3 separate regions of the Mus musculus genome follow, and regions 1 and 2 are each linked to region 3. A link is a loop called in an ENCODE intact Hi-C map of the cell type or tissue named here. Cell type or tissue: left cerebral cortex. All regions are shown on one strand. Region 1 overlaps Rps6ka2 (ribosomal protein S6 kinase, polypeptide 2). Region 2 overlaps Rps6ka2 (ribosomal protein S6 kinase, polypeptide 2). Region 3 overlaps Rps6ka2 (ribosomal protein S6 kinase, polypeptide 2).

Evidence for each region. Hi-C counts contacts between places; a loop is a spot of excess contacts. Peaks named below come from ENCODE experiments on the same cell type or tissue, not always from the same donor. Only the 100,000 strongest peaks of a DNase experiment are listed, where the experiment ranks them.
Region 1: a loop joins it to region 3, with 1.8 times the contacts of the local background. A loop is called at or near these places in 4 of 42 quality-filtered maps.
Region 2: a loop joins it to region 3, with 2.4 times the contacts of the local background. A loop is called at or near these places in 2 of 42 quality-filtered maps.

Annotation. Positions count from the first base shown.
Region 1 is chr17:7,242,571-7,247,570 of GRCm38, reverse strand. Rps6ka2 (ribosomal protein S6 kinase, polypeptide 2) reads right to left here. Exons shown (of 21, transcript NM_011299.4): 4 at 789-869. Among named protein-coding and RNA genes, the nearest start is that of Rps6ka2, 75 kb to the right of the region's middle. In left cerebral cortex, a CTCF peak has its summit at 2,131 (motif pointing right); a DNase peak (open chromatin) is centred at 2,173.
Region 2 is chr17:7,282,724-7,287,723 of GRCm38, reverse strand. It overlaps Rps6ka2 (ribosomal protein S6 kinase, polypeptide 2), which reads right to left. Exons shown (of 21, transcript NM_011299.4): 14 at 4,855-4,980. Among named protein-coding and RNA genes, the nearest start is that of Tcp10a, 39 kb to the left of the region's middle. In left cerebral cortex, no CTCF peak of the experiment used is centred here; DNase peaks (open chromatin) are centred at 1,173, 2,256 and 3,015; H3K27ac peaks cover 1,234 bases.
Region 3 is chr17:7,186,620-7,191,619 of GRCm38, reverse strand. The region is part of intron 1 of Rps6ka2 (ribosomal protein S6 kinase, polypeptide 2); the gene reads right to left. Among named protein-coding and RNA genes, the nearest start is that of Rps6ka2, 19 kb to the right of the region's middle. In left cerebral cortex, no CTCF peak of the experiment used is centred here; DNase peaks (open chromatin) are centred at 1,516, 1,978 and 2,630; H3K4me3 peaks cover 381 bases; H3K27ac peaks cover 2,246 bases.

The sequences.
Region 1 (5,000 bases), 56 kb before region 3:
TGCCATGCCTGGAAGAACGAGGCTTCCACAGGCTCTTCAGCCAACAAAAGAGCCAGCTTCTGTTCTTTCTGAAGGGTACACCACATGACTCGCGGCAGGCCTGAACTATTTTCTTGGTCTCTGGAAGTCTCCCCATTCCACCCCAGGTGCATTCATGCCTTTGTTCCCCGTGTATAGGAATCTCTGGTTTCCCATGGTTTCTTTGCATCCTCTCTTCACAGGAATGCCTTAAGAAGAAAAGCGTGCAGTGAAGTGCATAACTGAGGAGCCATTAATCTATTGACTCTGCCTCCTGCTTCTCCCATGAGGTACAAAGGAAGGGAACTGGTATTGAGTAGAAAGGCAGGTTTGTGGCCTCAGAGAAGGTACTTCCCCTGAGCCTCAAGGGTAGTCTGAGGTACTTGGCACTCCACCTTGCCTTTCTTCATTCACTTTGAAGGCACAGCTTAGTGATCAATACACTTTCTGCACAGCAGCACTAGGTGTGTCATCACGTCTCACCCCAAGGTCAGGAGACCTGGTACCAGGTTACCATGGTGACATCTCAATGATGGGCAGCCCCACCTCACACAAAGTCTCTGGGATGAAGATAGGACATCTTGCTCTTTTCAGAAAATCAAATAGGAAAGAGACTGAAGACTGGAGATTTAAGAGAACTTGATCTTCATACAAGACAGGATCCTGAAACAGTGGGGATCTCCTTTTGAACTAATAATTATTTCTGTTTCCGCTGATGGAAGACATCACCGTAAGTCCTCCTCAAATCATGCCGCACTTACTGCACTTACCATAATGCAGCTTGACAATGAAAGGGTGATTCACCTCTGCCAGGATGTCTCTCTCCATCTTAGATCTGACCCGGTCTCGCACTGTACAACAAAAACAAAACATTTTCAGGATGTGAGTGGAGCTCTTGAGGCTTGGATACACAGTAATAGACAAGCTAGTTCAGTCTCACCCGCAGGGAAAATCTGAGGTAATATAACGGCCGCTCTCCTCCTGCACTGGCTCTAAGGAGCACATACATTTTGACACATTGGCCTCCTTGTTTCCAGCTCTTTTTCTGCTTACCAGAAACATGAAAGTGTATTGTAGACACCATGACACTTTCCTTGTAGGAGAATCTACTGCTGTGCCTTAAGAATAAGGACCCTTTCTCACAGGCTTTAGTGTCCTATCATCCTGTAGTGTCTCTGGCCTTCATTCCATGCTTATCACCGCTCCTGCCATTTCAAGCTCTTATTTTCCTCAGCCTTGGGTCTTTCAACTTGTGTGTGTGTGTGTGTTGTATTATGACATTCTTTTCAGTATGTATTTTATGACATTCACATTCAGCCATCTGGAATACAGACTTCATTAGTTTTGAGGCAAAACAAATGAACAAAAATAGAGGCTGACAACCACTACAGCAATGCTAAGACCCTACAGGCTAACTGGTATACCCAGGAGACAGCACCCACTTGGCCTCTCGGAGGAATGACTGAATATCTAGAATGACCACAGTGACAGGTGCATCATATTACATTGCTCATCGATATTTAGAATGGCAATGTACATTTAAAGTGTTATTAAAGAAATCCTTCCCCAAGGATGATGTGGTGATAACAAAGTGGAATATGACATGGTTTTCCACCTGTGATTTAGACCTAACTCATAGTCCTGGAAGTCAGCGTTCTCACCCTGAAGCGAGCATGCATTTTCTTCTCAGGAGGAAATTATGTTCCACTGATTGAGAAGGAAAACAGTGCCCTCCGGCCAGCTCTCTAAGAGAGTAACTCGGCCCATGCATGGACAGTCACTGCAATGCCAGGCGTGACTCTTGGTGGTTGAGGGGTGGCTCTTTGGGAGGCATGGACGTGAGTCAGAAGAGGGAAGGGACCTAAGCAGGATATTGCCGGTAGAGCGTACTTCTTGTGATGTTTTTGCTGTGGGAGAGGAGCACTGATACACAGCTCCACAGACACACATGCCTACAGGACCAGGGTCATGAATGTGTCTCCCTCCCACTTTCTCCCTCCACGTCCTCCCTGCCCACTGCTGTTCCATCACCATCTCTTCATGCCGTCTGTGCTAGCATTTAGCATGAGAAGCCGAAGTTCAGCCTTCTAGAAGAGGCTGGTAAAGAGATCCACAGAAGAGGGCAGCAGTGGGAAACTGCAAGTGCTGAGGAAAGTGGAGAGAAGACGACGAACCTTACAAGAACAGCATGTCAAGAGGCTGCAGACCAGGACTCAACAGGTGCTGGGCAGCCTGGGTGCAGCACAGAGAGGCTGTAGTGGGCAGGGCCAGCTTGCTGTCATGAAGTACATAAGATCCAGGAAGGAGGCAGGACATACCCATGGCACAGAGCCATGGCTGGACCTGATTGAAATGCCTGTGGGAATTGTGAGAGGCTGGTGCTCAGCCCCGAAGACACTGAGCTAGCATGAGGCAGACCAGAGAACTGAGACCAGGAACGGAACATCCCACAACAAGTGAGCGCTTATCGTAACCTGGATTTTGAGAAATTACCTTGAAGGGAAGCTATAGGGCTGTCAGGAGGATGCCACCTGCAGCCACCCTGGGTGAAACGCTGAGACTGGTGGGAGTCTGGGCTACGGCTTTGCTAGCAATGCGGATGTAAAGCCCCTGTCCTGTACAGGGGTCAACTTGGGAAGTATAGAATGTCAGAGGCCCTTGATGGGGACCTCAGGGGTATTGCTGTCCTGTACCAGGATTTAGAGAGGACACACCCCATTGTGGAGAGCAACAGGAAGGATGACAGAAGATGGAGAGCAATCCAGAAGCATGAGAGAAGCACGCTGCCCCATACTGGACAGTCCCAGACCACCCACCAGTGTGAGAGCAGACACGGGGGGAATGAAGAATCATTAGAACCTTTGAAACCTCACTCTTCCTGGGGTCTGCAATAGGACTGGGCAAGTAAAACCAGAGACGTCCGTGCCTCTGCCATGCCTTTGCAATGACTTTTACAAGTTTTGATATGCTTTTATTTTCTTACATATATAGCCCAGGGTGGACTTGATCTCATTTCCTTCCTTCAAGCTTTCAAGGCCTATTTTTTTGAATTAAAAACTTTCACCTACCCACTCTTGGAGAAATACCCTACCTTGATGCAGATAAAAACATGGGCTCCTGCTTATGCCAGGTTGAGAGTATCTTTAACCCACCAACTTCCCTGATGGTGCCCTGGAGACTCCAGAGGGGGTCTCTCCACCGACCACGGCTCCCAGGAGAAAATCAACCATGAGAGACGAATAAGAAAGGATGTGGGGAATTGTAGGCTGGTCTCCATTCGAGCTGAGGTCTGAACCCCAATGGTCATAATTCACCTACATGACATGGTAGGCATTCCCTCATGCTCTTAGAACTCCAGCCCCTGCCTAAGGTACCACCTCCCACAGCCCCCACGAGAGAAGCATGGTCAGTAGTAACGTAAGCAATGGCCCAAGCTTCTGACCTTCAGGCTAAATTCCTCCCCAGTTACCTAGCTACAGTGAAGACCATTAACAGGGCTGTTAAGCCCCCACCTTGCTCTCTTATTCCTTTGTCCTCTTACCTCTCACTTCTCTCTCCTCTTCCCTTTCTCTTTGTCTTCTTCTTTCCTCTCCTCTCTCCTTTTCTCTCTAGCCTTTCCTCTTCTCTCTCTCTCTCCTTTCTACCTTCTCTCTTTCCCCTGCATTTCTATAATAAGGCTCTAAAACCATAGAGTCTCTGCTCTGCTCCTTCAAGTTCCGCTGCGCACTCTGGTCAGTGTTGGGAACTTCTTCCCTCTTCCTTCTCTCCCACAACCCTGGTGGCTTTAGCAAAGTAGCTCCGGGGAGGTGGGGGTGTTCCCAGGCAGGGATGCCCCTTGACCATCCCCTAATGAGTGGGATAGAGGAATGCCCACCCAGGGATGAGTGGATAGGGTAGATAGCAGCCCTCCTATGCCTGACTGACCAGAGAATAGGGAAACTCTGGAGGGGTGTGGGCATCTTTTTCCTATCCTACTTTTCCCCAGGGCCCCCAGGACCCCCCCTTCATTTTGTTCCCAACAAAAGGAGATGCAGAGTTCCCCTACCTCCTCGGCCCCAAGACACAGATTCAGACTACAGAGGCAGGAGTACGGAAGAGTTCCAGGCTTGTTGGTCAAAAACCAAACTGAACCCTGCTTATTCAGTGAGAACACAGCTTGGGTGGGTGGCAGTTAATAAAGACCTGCAGGAAAGGGAGGGGGGAATGTTCTCAAAATAAAAAAAAAGGGGGGGGGACACAGATCATGAACCCAGGCTCTGAGTCTCAGCATCCCAAGTCCCATTACCATCAAAAAGGAAAATCTCTCATTCCTGCACCAGGGAGCTCAAGGGCAGTTGCTGTGGACCAAGGGGGGTCCTTCTCTATGCTGGACCGAAGCTGATTTTTCTGTTGGCCTCCACAGCACCTGGCTAGTGTTGTTACAACTGTGTTCTTTGTCTCAGTAGAACACACGTTTGCTGTCATCCCCCCATGCCTCTTCACTATTCAAGTGTTTCCATCCCCATGACCTGGGACACCTGGCCTGCTGAAAAGGGAGGCAGAGAAAAGGGCTCGATGCTCCATCATCTCACCGTGGCCTTAATCTGGTCCCCACCACCTGAAAACCCTCGAAAATCAATCAATGTCCTTAAGCTCCCTCGGCTTGAACGAGGACACTGTCCAGCACCCATCTCCCAGATGAAGGACGCAGTCTCCAGCTTTTGAAGGTTTAATTTGTGACAGAAAATAGTCTGTGAGCAGTGGAGTGCCCAGACATATGGGAGTCAGAACTTTCTGCAGGTAATTACTTGATGCCCAAAGAGAAGAAGTCAGCAGGTGGCTCCCTAATGAGGAAATGAGAAGAAGGCTGGAAGGCTGGGGAGGAGGGCACCAGCATCAGCCTGGCCTCTACCATCTCTGCACAACGTGGTTTGGGGGGAGTTTAGCAGCTTTGCCCCCCCCCCGTCCTCTCATTTGTAAAGTAGCATTACCCATACTCGCAC
Region 2 (5,000 bases), 96 kb before region 3:
CTCCTAAAGACCTTAAGCTCTCACTGACATCGAGTAGGACTTTAAGACTGGAGTAAGAACCTGTGTTCAACTCGGAGGCAGACCGAGCACACCCGGTTAATCTGTTACAGCACGGCATCAGCACAGGCTTGTGTGCTGTAATATTAATATTACACTGAATATCATTTAATTGTTTGGCGGAACTTGTAAGGCACCTCCATCAGATATGATCAGTGAGTGAGGTATTCCCTCAGGTGGCTGTTGCGTGGCTGAAGGGTGTGCAAGACCCTTCAGCGAGTTTCTGGAGGGGTGGTTTCTTACTTCTAACCAAGTTCTTGCTTTGGCTCTCCTCTCCAGGCATAAGCTTGGTAACAGAGATAACACACACAAAGGCCGGAGGAAGGGGGCATCTTTCCTATCCACATCTCTTTTTTTCGCCAGGCAGCATCCTGCCGGGTGGGCCGCGGGCCCTGCTGCATGTGGATGAGCTCCCTGTGTGCCGCAGCTACTTCTCACCCTCCTCAGAGATGCTAAGCCAAGGTGTGCATATGCCCAGAGCAAGTGTGGCTTCCACAATGGCTGGCGCAGGAAGATGGCTTTTCTTAGCAGGTGAAGCATGTTTGCTGGTGGCTGCTGCTGGCACACACGAGTCCTGGCCACCCTTCGTGTGTGTGTGTGTGTGTGTGTGTGTGTGTGTGTGTGTGTGTGTGTGTGTGCGTGTGCGTGTGCGTGTGTGTTTCCCCCACGTCTCCATTTTCCTTCTCTGTGTCTGTCAGTGTTCTTCCTTGTGTTCCTCAGGGTCCCATCACTGAAGCGCTGTCTTTCCAGGTGCTGAGACACTTGCCAGCTGGGTCTGAAGGCCAAAGTGTGAGCTGCAGGGCAAGCAGGATGCACCCTGCCCTTCCAACAAATGGGAGGATCATGCTACGCTGGGAACGAGGTAAGTGGAGCATGTAATTACCTGAAAAAAACTCTAACAGACATTTTCTCCTGTAAAATTAATTAGAGCAAATGACAAAGAGACAGAACTCTGGTGCTTTCTCAATAGGAAAAAATTAAAATTTCCATGCCAATCTGTCCTTCTAAAAATACGATCTCCAGGCCAAGCATCTGTTTAACTCCATTTCCCTTCTGGCTGACAAATTATATACCCAGAATGGAACTGAGTGCAGCCGTGCAAACGCTGTGGTACACGGATGATGCGATGTGAATCCAAACTCTGGCTCCTACTGGGAGAGGCCTCTCCTGTCCTGGGTGTGGCAGCCAGATCCTCTGTGGAAGTTAAAAATAGGATGACATACAAGCAAACACAGTCATCCAATTGCTGACAGGGAAGTCACAAACACCTTGGGAACACTGGTTGTTGAGATAGTCATCTGTCACTCTGTACACAAGCCTGAGACCTCAGTGATGGGCACAGGTCCATGAGGTCCCAGCCCTCTTGTAGGGACTAGGAGCAGTCAGAGTTGTTGAGGAGGAGATCTGTGGGGGCCAAAGATATGTTTTTCTGGCTCAAATAAATAGCCACACATCTACTCAGCCATGGAACTGAACTCAGTGGCAATATGCGAAACAGACAGGGAAGGGGAGGGAGACTTCTTAGAAAGAAGAGGAGGTTCCAAAGGGAGAAGGATGGAATGGGAGCAAAAATGTCTAAAGAAACTATTTTAAATGCTTTAAGAGGACAAGGTGACACACACTTTGGAATGACTTTAAGGCCCTTTAATTTTTACATTTTCATCGGTTTCTTCAGTTGTGTATGTGTATGGGTAGGCGTGGTACAGAGCACGGGGCACACGTGATGATCACATGACAGCTTGCTAGAGTTGGTCACCTCCTTCCACCATGTGGGTCCTGGGCTGGAACTCAGGTCATCAGGCTAGGCAGCAAGGGTTTTTATTTTTTTATCTAATACAAACTACATGCATTTAATAACAGCACATGTGTGGCTGAGGGGCAAAGCTGCTGCCTCCTAAGGAAAACATGTCCGTCGCTGACCAGGTTCACGTTTCCCCCAAAACTTCTCAGCCACAGGAGGGGGTTGTTAGTAAAGAGGTGTCAGTGTCTGGGCTGCATGTGTGCATGTAAGTATGCAAGGGGACAGGCCATGCGATGTATTCCATGTGTGTTGAGGCTTCTGTCCCGTGACACGAGAAAAGATGTGTCAGAGAAGCAATGACTGAAAGCAGCTGGCTTCCTGAAGGCGAAATCAAGGAGTCCACAGGCAGCGTGCGCCGTTGAGCAATTTTCTGAATGCCGAGCAGAGATGATCCAGATCTGAAGCACAGCTCTGGAGTGCTTTCCTCTTAACTAACCAAGCGCTAGGGTGCGTGAGCACAGGCCTCTCTGTCTTCTACAGCTCAGTCTACTCCCAACACACGTCTGGCTTTCTTGAGTCCACAGACCTACAGAAAGGCTTGACTAGGCTCTGCTCGCCAGAGTGGACATCCACTGTGGTTATGGACACAGGAAATGATGGACTGTTGGCTCTTTCATCTTTAAAAGAAACTCAATAAAGGTTCAACCCTCACAGAAGTGGACTTACTGCTCCCTGCCCACACATGTCCTGTGCATGCGCCTAGGTGAAATGTGGATGCCTGGGTCTTGCCCAGAAACCATGGCTTTCCATATTCCTTCCAGTGAGGGTTAATTTAAGCACTTTCCAGTAAATTATGGCCCACTCTAGTCTTAGAAAGGACAAGGGAGTCCCCACATGCCCACGACTTGCTTTGAAGCTTTGAAAGAGAAGCAGGAAAGCCTGGCTATTTCTTCACTGTTAACCAGAGACACAATACATAGCTTTTCTTCCTGGGTTGTACAGGTTGGAAAAAGCTATCACTGAGGGTCCACAGGGTCAAACCACAAAAGGATCTATGAGGACAGAGTCCTAACTCCCATCAAAGCTGGTGACAGATGGCTCTGCGTGAGAGCTGGATGCAGGAATACATGCAACTGCTCTTGTCCATGGGGCCTAGTCACAGGGCACAGAATTTCACTCAACAGTAGCAGGCTATTTCTAGAAGGGCACTGGGTCAGCTGAGCTGGCAACACAATAGATGTGTTTCTTAGCACTATTTGGCGGCCAGCCCTGCTTGCTTCTAGGAGTGCTGCTGGCCTCTAGATAAACTATCTAAAGAATTTCTGTGAGAAACAATTCACCCAGAGAAAGACTAAGAAGCTCATGCAAGCTTTCAAAGCACTGGAAAGTCCCAGGGCGAGGCAGAGTACAGGTCTTAAGTAAGCCCCCAGCCATGCACAATGTAGACCGATGTCTATGTCACAGAGGCGGCACTCTGTGACACCGGCTGGTGATCCTGCTGTATGTCCAAGCCCCCTTTTTCACTACCATCACATCAAGGACTCCAGGAAGTTTCCACGTCCCACCTCCTCCCTTAGTCCTCCCCTTGATGGGCAGGCAGAATGGTGAGAGCGCATCAGCAGAGTTCTGGTTAACCCTTTGATTTTGCTCCACCCCCCCCCCCCCGCCCCCGAGGCTGATGAATGCTCTCGAAGCCAGAGAAACCTGGGGCAGATAGCCCATGAAGATGCACATTCTCTAGAGAATATGCTTTTGAGAAATGTTCGCTGTCAAGAAACAGCCGCAGATGCACTGTTACCTCGTGCAGTCCATGTACAGAGCACCCTTTTCAGAGCCTGGAAAATCACAATGGGTGGAAATGGCTCATGTTGTGTGTCGCCTTGCTGGCCAGCCCCACTTCTCCCTACTTACCCTGAAGAGCTGGGCCAGTGACACATGCCAAAAGTCTGTGTGTGTGTGCATGTGAGTGTCTATGTGTGTGTGTACATGTCAGTGCATACATGCCACACAGCACAGGTATGGAGGTCAGAGAACAACCTCAAGGCCTCTTCTCTGACCTTGTCTGAAACAGTCTCTTCCCATTGTTCCCTTCAGCGCAGGCCAGGCTAACTGGCCTAACCCATGCTGTGCATTCTCCTGTCTCTACCTCCCATCTCCTCTAGGAGCACTGTCATACAGACCTGTGCTACACACCTGGTTTCATGTAGGCTGTGGAGATTAGAAGTCAGTGCCACATGTCCTGCAGCAAGGGTTCTAACCACTCAGCCACCCCCTCAAGCCCTATATCTCCAGTGTTAAGACAGGTGGTGAAGGCTAGCCTCACAGCTGTGTAGAGAGAATGTACGGTTGTGTGCATTTGTGCACGTCACACTCTGACTTCAGAAGAAAGAACTTTATAGAAAACCCTAGAAATCAGCACTTTGGATTCTTAGGTCCAATATTTAATCTAGCAACAGGTACAGAGCTGAAAATTACTGTGTAGAGCTCAGCATATTGGATTATAGATTGCGTATGTACCGTATTCTGGTTTGGTCTGGTGTGGGTGGCTGGAGGAAAGCCTGAGCCCTCTCCTTCAGTCTATATCCCTATGTACTTCTTGGATCCATTTTCTACAGCTCTATCTTTTTCCTTTCCTTCTTCCCTCCTGCCCCCTGCATTTTCCTTCCTTTGATAAGTGCTATGCCTGCTTGCCCAATCCTATCTTCTTGGATAATGGGTTCTGGGACTGTTATTCTTGGCCTATGTTATACTTAGTTGCTAAAGATGAATGGTTCCATGTTCGACATAACTGAAATATTTATGATTTGAAAAGAATTTTTTTCGGTCCTTTGAGATAGGATCTTGCTACATAGGCCAGATTCATCTGGGACACTCAGGGCTTTGGTTGCGACTGTGTGCCACCACACCTGGCTTAAAGAATAATTTTTAAATGGGTGATGCCATATCAAAACAAACTGATGTCTATCACGTCAGACCTTAGAAGCTGCGGATGGAGGGACCCTGCTCAGCATCCACGTTCCTGCTGGGTCACAGGACATCAGCGCTCCTCAGCTTACCTTCACAGCATACTCAGCATCCGTGGCTTTGTGTACACACCGCTTGCACACTGAGTAGGAGCCCACCCCGATGTCCTCCTTGATCTCATAGCCGTCAGTGAAGTGGATGTTGTTCCCATGTAGCTGCTGCAGGGAGACCAAGACAG
Region 3 (5,000 bases):
AAACAAGATAAAGCAGGAGAAACTCAGTGTGTTTGATATCAAGACTTATCTTAAGCAGGTAATGGCTAGAACAGAATGGTTTGGGTACAAGTTAGAAAATAGAGCAGAATACAGGTGGGAAGTCCCTGTCTCCCTAAGGAACTGGTCAGCAGCCTCCCTGGGTGGTGATGCAGACAGATGCAGAAAGGATGGGTAAACCCAACGAAGTGCTGCTAAGAAAAGTAGGTCATCGTAGTCACAAACTAAAGGCCTGTACCACAGTCTACAAGCCAGCAAGCAAAGAGAAACAGGACACTGGGGGATGTCTCAGTTCATAAAGGGTTTGCCACACAGGCACACAAGCCTGAATTCAATCCTCAGAATTGATGTAAAGCATTTTTTTTTTTTTAAATCAAGCTGTTTCTTTTTTTCTTTTTTTTTTTTTTAAAGATTTATTTATTTATTTACTATATGTAAGTACACTGTAGCTGTCTTCAGACACACCAGAAGAGGGTATCAGATCTCATTACAGGTGGTTGTGAGCCACCATGTGGTTGCTGGGATTTGAACTTCGGACCTTCGGAAGAGCAGTCGGGTGCTCTTACCCACTGAGCCATCTCACCAGCCCGTAAAGCATTTTTTAATAGCCAGGTGTGAGAGCATGATCTTCAACCCCAGCGGAGGAGGCAGAGATAGCGGATCCCTGCAGCTTGCTGGTCAACCAGCCTAGCCTTACTCACCCACTGAGATACCCTGACTAAAGAAAACTGGATGGCTCCTGAGCAGCAGAGCCCAAGGCTTTACCTCTGATCTCCACTTGCACCTACAAACAGGTGCACCTACATATGCATGCACTCTCTCTCTCTCTCTCTCTCTCTCTCTCTCTCTCTCTCTCTCTCTCTCTAACATGTGCGTGCGTGTGTGTGTGTGAAAAGGAAAACTTTTAAGTTTGTGGAGAATGACAAATTACTTTTATGACTTCAGCGTGAGGGCAGATTTCTTAGCTCAGAAACAGAATGAAGACACCATAAAGAAAAAAGCTGATAAATTTAGCTGCATAAATTTAAAGTTTCTGTATAAAAGGGTTAAAAATAGGCCACAAACTAAATGGCATTTGCATAACACATATCACTGATGTCCAAAATACCAGATGAACTCTTGTGAAGACGGAGAATAGGAAAATTCCATAAATGGGCAATGTAAAGAGACAGTGGCCAGTGACAGGTAATGTGGCCGGCCGCAAGCAGGGGAGAAGGGTAACTCCCGTGGCCAGATGGAGAGAATGCAGAAGGTCTATGGCAGTTGGAGATCACGTGCCCCACAGACAGCCACTTCATTCTCGGATGCACACTAGGGAGACTTCTGTCCTTCACCCTGCTCTGTGTGGGGAAATGACAGGCGCGAATGGGTGCTCCAAGCAGTATTGAGAACAGCAGGAGGGAGTGGCAGGTGTCCACCCACAGGGAACTGAGGAGTAAGTGTCGGAACCATCCCAGTCAGAAAACAAACAACTCAGAAGCAGGCACGCAGGAGGAGCAAGGCTGTCCCACTGATCAACACTCACGCAGATACCTACGGAACCAGTTATGTAACCAGAGCAACGCGATTCCATTTATATCATATGCAAACCAGAGAATGAGCATGTCTCTGTGTTTAGGGAACATAAAACGCAACACAGGGAGATAAATAGGCACGAAAGGCATCAAAACCAAGACAGTGGGAAAATGAGATTTGGGAGGGATCTCTGGGTGTACAGTCACATTGAAAACTTTTATTTCCAAAGCTAGTTCATGGGTGCATAGACATTCGTTACAGTACTTTTTTATTTGTACAGATCCCTGACATATTTTATAGGAAAAATTCTGAACTCGGGTCACTGTTTTTACTTACTGAGACAAGGAAGTGAGCTTGCTCAGACTGACAGATCTCAGCTACAAACCTTCACAGACAGTGGGAAGCTATTCAGAATTGCCAGCATAGGTGACAACAGGGACAGTGAAAATAGAGCATTCTGGATTGAGAAAACTCCTTCCGTCTGTTGCCCTGTCTTGGAGATGCCATGTGACCAACCCTGCAGCCTATAAGGGATGGCAGCTCCACTGAGATTAGCCTGTGCTAATGCACAGGGTGTGGCACTCTCACAAAGGAAAGTGTTCCTTCACTCCATTCAATCAGGACCACAGAAGCCTGGGTGGATGGATTGGGCAGAGCGGAGGACGGGGCACGGGGGCATTTCCTACCAGGCCCTGGAGATGGGTGGAGATGGGGGATCTGGGTACCATCTCTGCTTCAGTGGGGTTGGTGTGAGGAGAGCCCTGACCGGGTTCTTTGTGAGGGGAGGGTGACGGAGCTACAGCAGTGAAGAGCTAGGTAGCCAGAGGGGGGAGGGGGTTGCCCTTCTGTAGGGAAGCAGTAGGGAAGGCACGCTGTAAAACAGCAGGCGATTTCAAGCCAACCAGAGGTATGAGCTGGATTGTACTGGGTAAGACAAGACTCCTCTAGTGGGGGCCTAAGGAGAGATCAAGAAACTCAGGTGGGCCAGGTGCATTACTTTCTCTCTTAATGCACTGTGTCTCTGTTTCTTTCTCCAGCCAAGCGCCTCTAGTCTAATTATTTATTGTGGGACACAAGAACCAGGATACTTCAGCATGTGCCTCTTTGCACTCAGACCCAGGCTAGAAAGACCCTGACTACAAAGGTAACGCTTGTTAACATCATATACGTTGTAAAATGTCTCGCCTTCTGTTCGGGCCTTGACATCAGACGACAATGTGGACATGAAGGCAGAGATTCTGACAGAAAGGGGCCATGAAGGAGACCTGTTGTGGAGGAAATACAAGCCACCCCCACTCCCCTCTTGTATCCCTGGGAAGGTTCCAAGGCTTGCAGTAAATAGGATCAGCAATGAATCCCATTGGAAAGACAAATGAGGCTTGCAGACCTGAGATGACACCACACCCTCTGGCTCCACCTAGCAGGTGGATGTGAACCTGGCAGAAGGCTTCCCCCCACGCCCCAGTCAAAGATCTGGCCTTGGGCCTCCACCTCTGCTGGCTCGGTACCTTGGCGATGGTCCATGAGAAACAGACCACAACAGAAAGGCACCAGGGGGACAGGACCCAGGGGGACAGGACCCAGGGGCTTTACACATTTAGCTTTCCATCGCCATGTAAGGTTGCAGGGTGACCATCCATAAAGGGAAACTAAAGGTGAGTGAGGCTACTGAACAGTCCAGACTTCAGCTGTCCTCAATGCGTCTTCTCTGACCCACAGACCTGGGCTCTGGCTAGTGTTCACCATATTTATTACACACAGTTTCTGAATGCGCACCCTACTGTTAGCTCTATGGGCTACACACACAGGGACTGCAAATGAGGGAGAATTTGAGAATTCACACAAAAGTCAGAGAAGAGAATTAGTCTGTAGATGACCTCCTCATGAACAGAGAGACAAGTGACACCCTGGGAGAGATACAGTGGCAAGTGGTGCCTAGAGCATATGTTTCTAGGAGATGTAAGTCACTCTTACAATTCAGTGGTGAGAGATCATTGCTGTTTGAATGAGAACTGTACACCACTGGCCGGCATGTTTTGGTCCCCAGTTGGTGCTGTTTGGGGAACTCATAAGACTTTTTGCACATTGGTCCCCGCTGGCAGACTCAACTTTTAAGGAGAGAAAACTGATCTAAATAGATGTTTCTCCAAGAAAGGCATACAAATGCCCAAGAAAGGGCCTCAGTGTCGTGGGTCATTTGGGAAATGCAAATCTAAACCACAGGGAGATGCCACGCCATGGCCACCAGCGCGTTCACGGCCACCAGCATGGAAATTGTGGAAAGAACAGTTAAAACCTTGGTGAGAACTGCGTGTCCCCGGATGGCAGTGATTTAAAGACAAGCTGAGTGGCTTTAAAGCGTGGAGGAATCTCGGACAACACAGCAGCTCCACACCTGGATATTTTCACAAGGAAGTGAAAAGGAATAGCCTCAAAAAAGTCCCACAAAAATGTTCTTGGCACCATTCCGCAACAGCCAAACCATGGGAACATTTCCAACATCTATCGACTTCTTGACAGATTCATGGTGTGGCCATAGGTTGCAGGACAAAGAAATGCCGGCATGGATGGGGTTTGGAACATTAAAAGTATTTCCAAACACAGTGAAAGGAGCCAGTCACAGAGCATCACTAATTTTAGGATTCCATTTGTCTGAAGCGTCTAGACAGGCCACTCTCTGGGGACAGATGTCCTCCAGCAGGTGCAGGGCTCAGGGCAGATATCCTCCAGCAGGTGCAGGGTTCTGGAAAGATGTCCTCCAGCAGGTGCAGGGCTCAGGACAGATGTCCTCCAGCAGGTGCAGGGCTCAGGACAGATGTCCTCCAGCAGGTGCAGGGCTCAGGACAGGTGTCCTCCAGCAGGTGCAGGGTTCTGGACAGGTGTCCTCCAGCAGGTGCAGGGCTCAGGACAGGTGTCCTCCAGCAGGTGCAGGGCTCAGGACAGGTGTCCTCCAGCAGGTGCAGGGCTCAGAACAGGTGTCCTCCAGCAGGTGCAGGGTTCTGGACAGAGGGCCAGAGAACTCTCATCTACACTTGGTTTACCCTGTCTCCTCTGAAGTTGATGCTCCCTAAGCAAAGCCCTGTTGATTCCCAAGTCAAGCATCCAGGGAGCTGAAGACTTTTCAATAAGATTTCCATGAACAACAAAAAACGAATTAACAACTTAAAGATGGAGATTTGACTCACAAAGTAACTTCCAGAATATGTATTGATCGGTCCCCATGCACCCCACCATCAGTCACATCACTAAAAGAAGATCAGAACCTTTTCTTCTCCTTGCCCAAGGACAATTGGAAATGACCAGAAGACCCTAATGGAAAGGACCTTGTTGTCCCCTCCCTCAATAACTGACTGCGAAAACTCTAGAGTCCTGGCTTTTAAAAGGGTTCTCTGGAACCCACTGTTCCCTGGGGGAAGCTGAGAAAAATGAGCAGGCATCCCACCCAGATGGAGAAAGGTTCTCTCAAA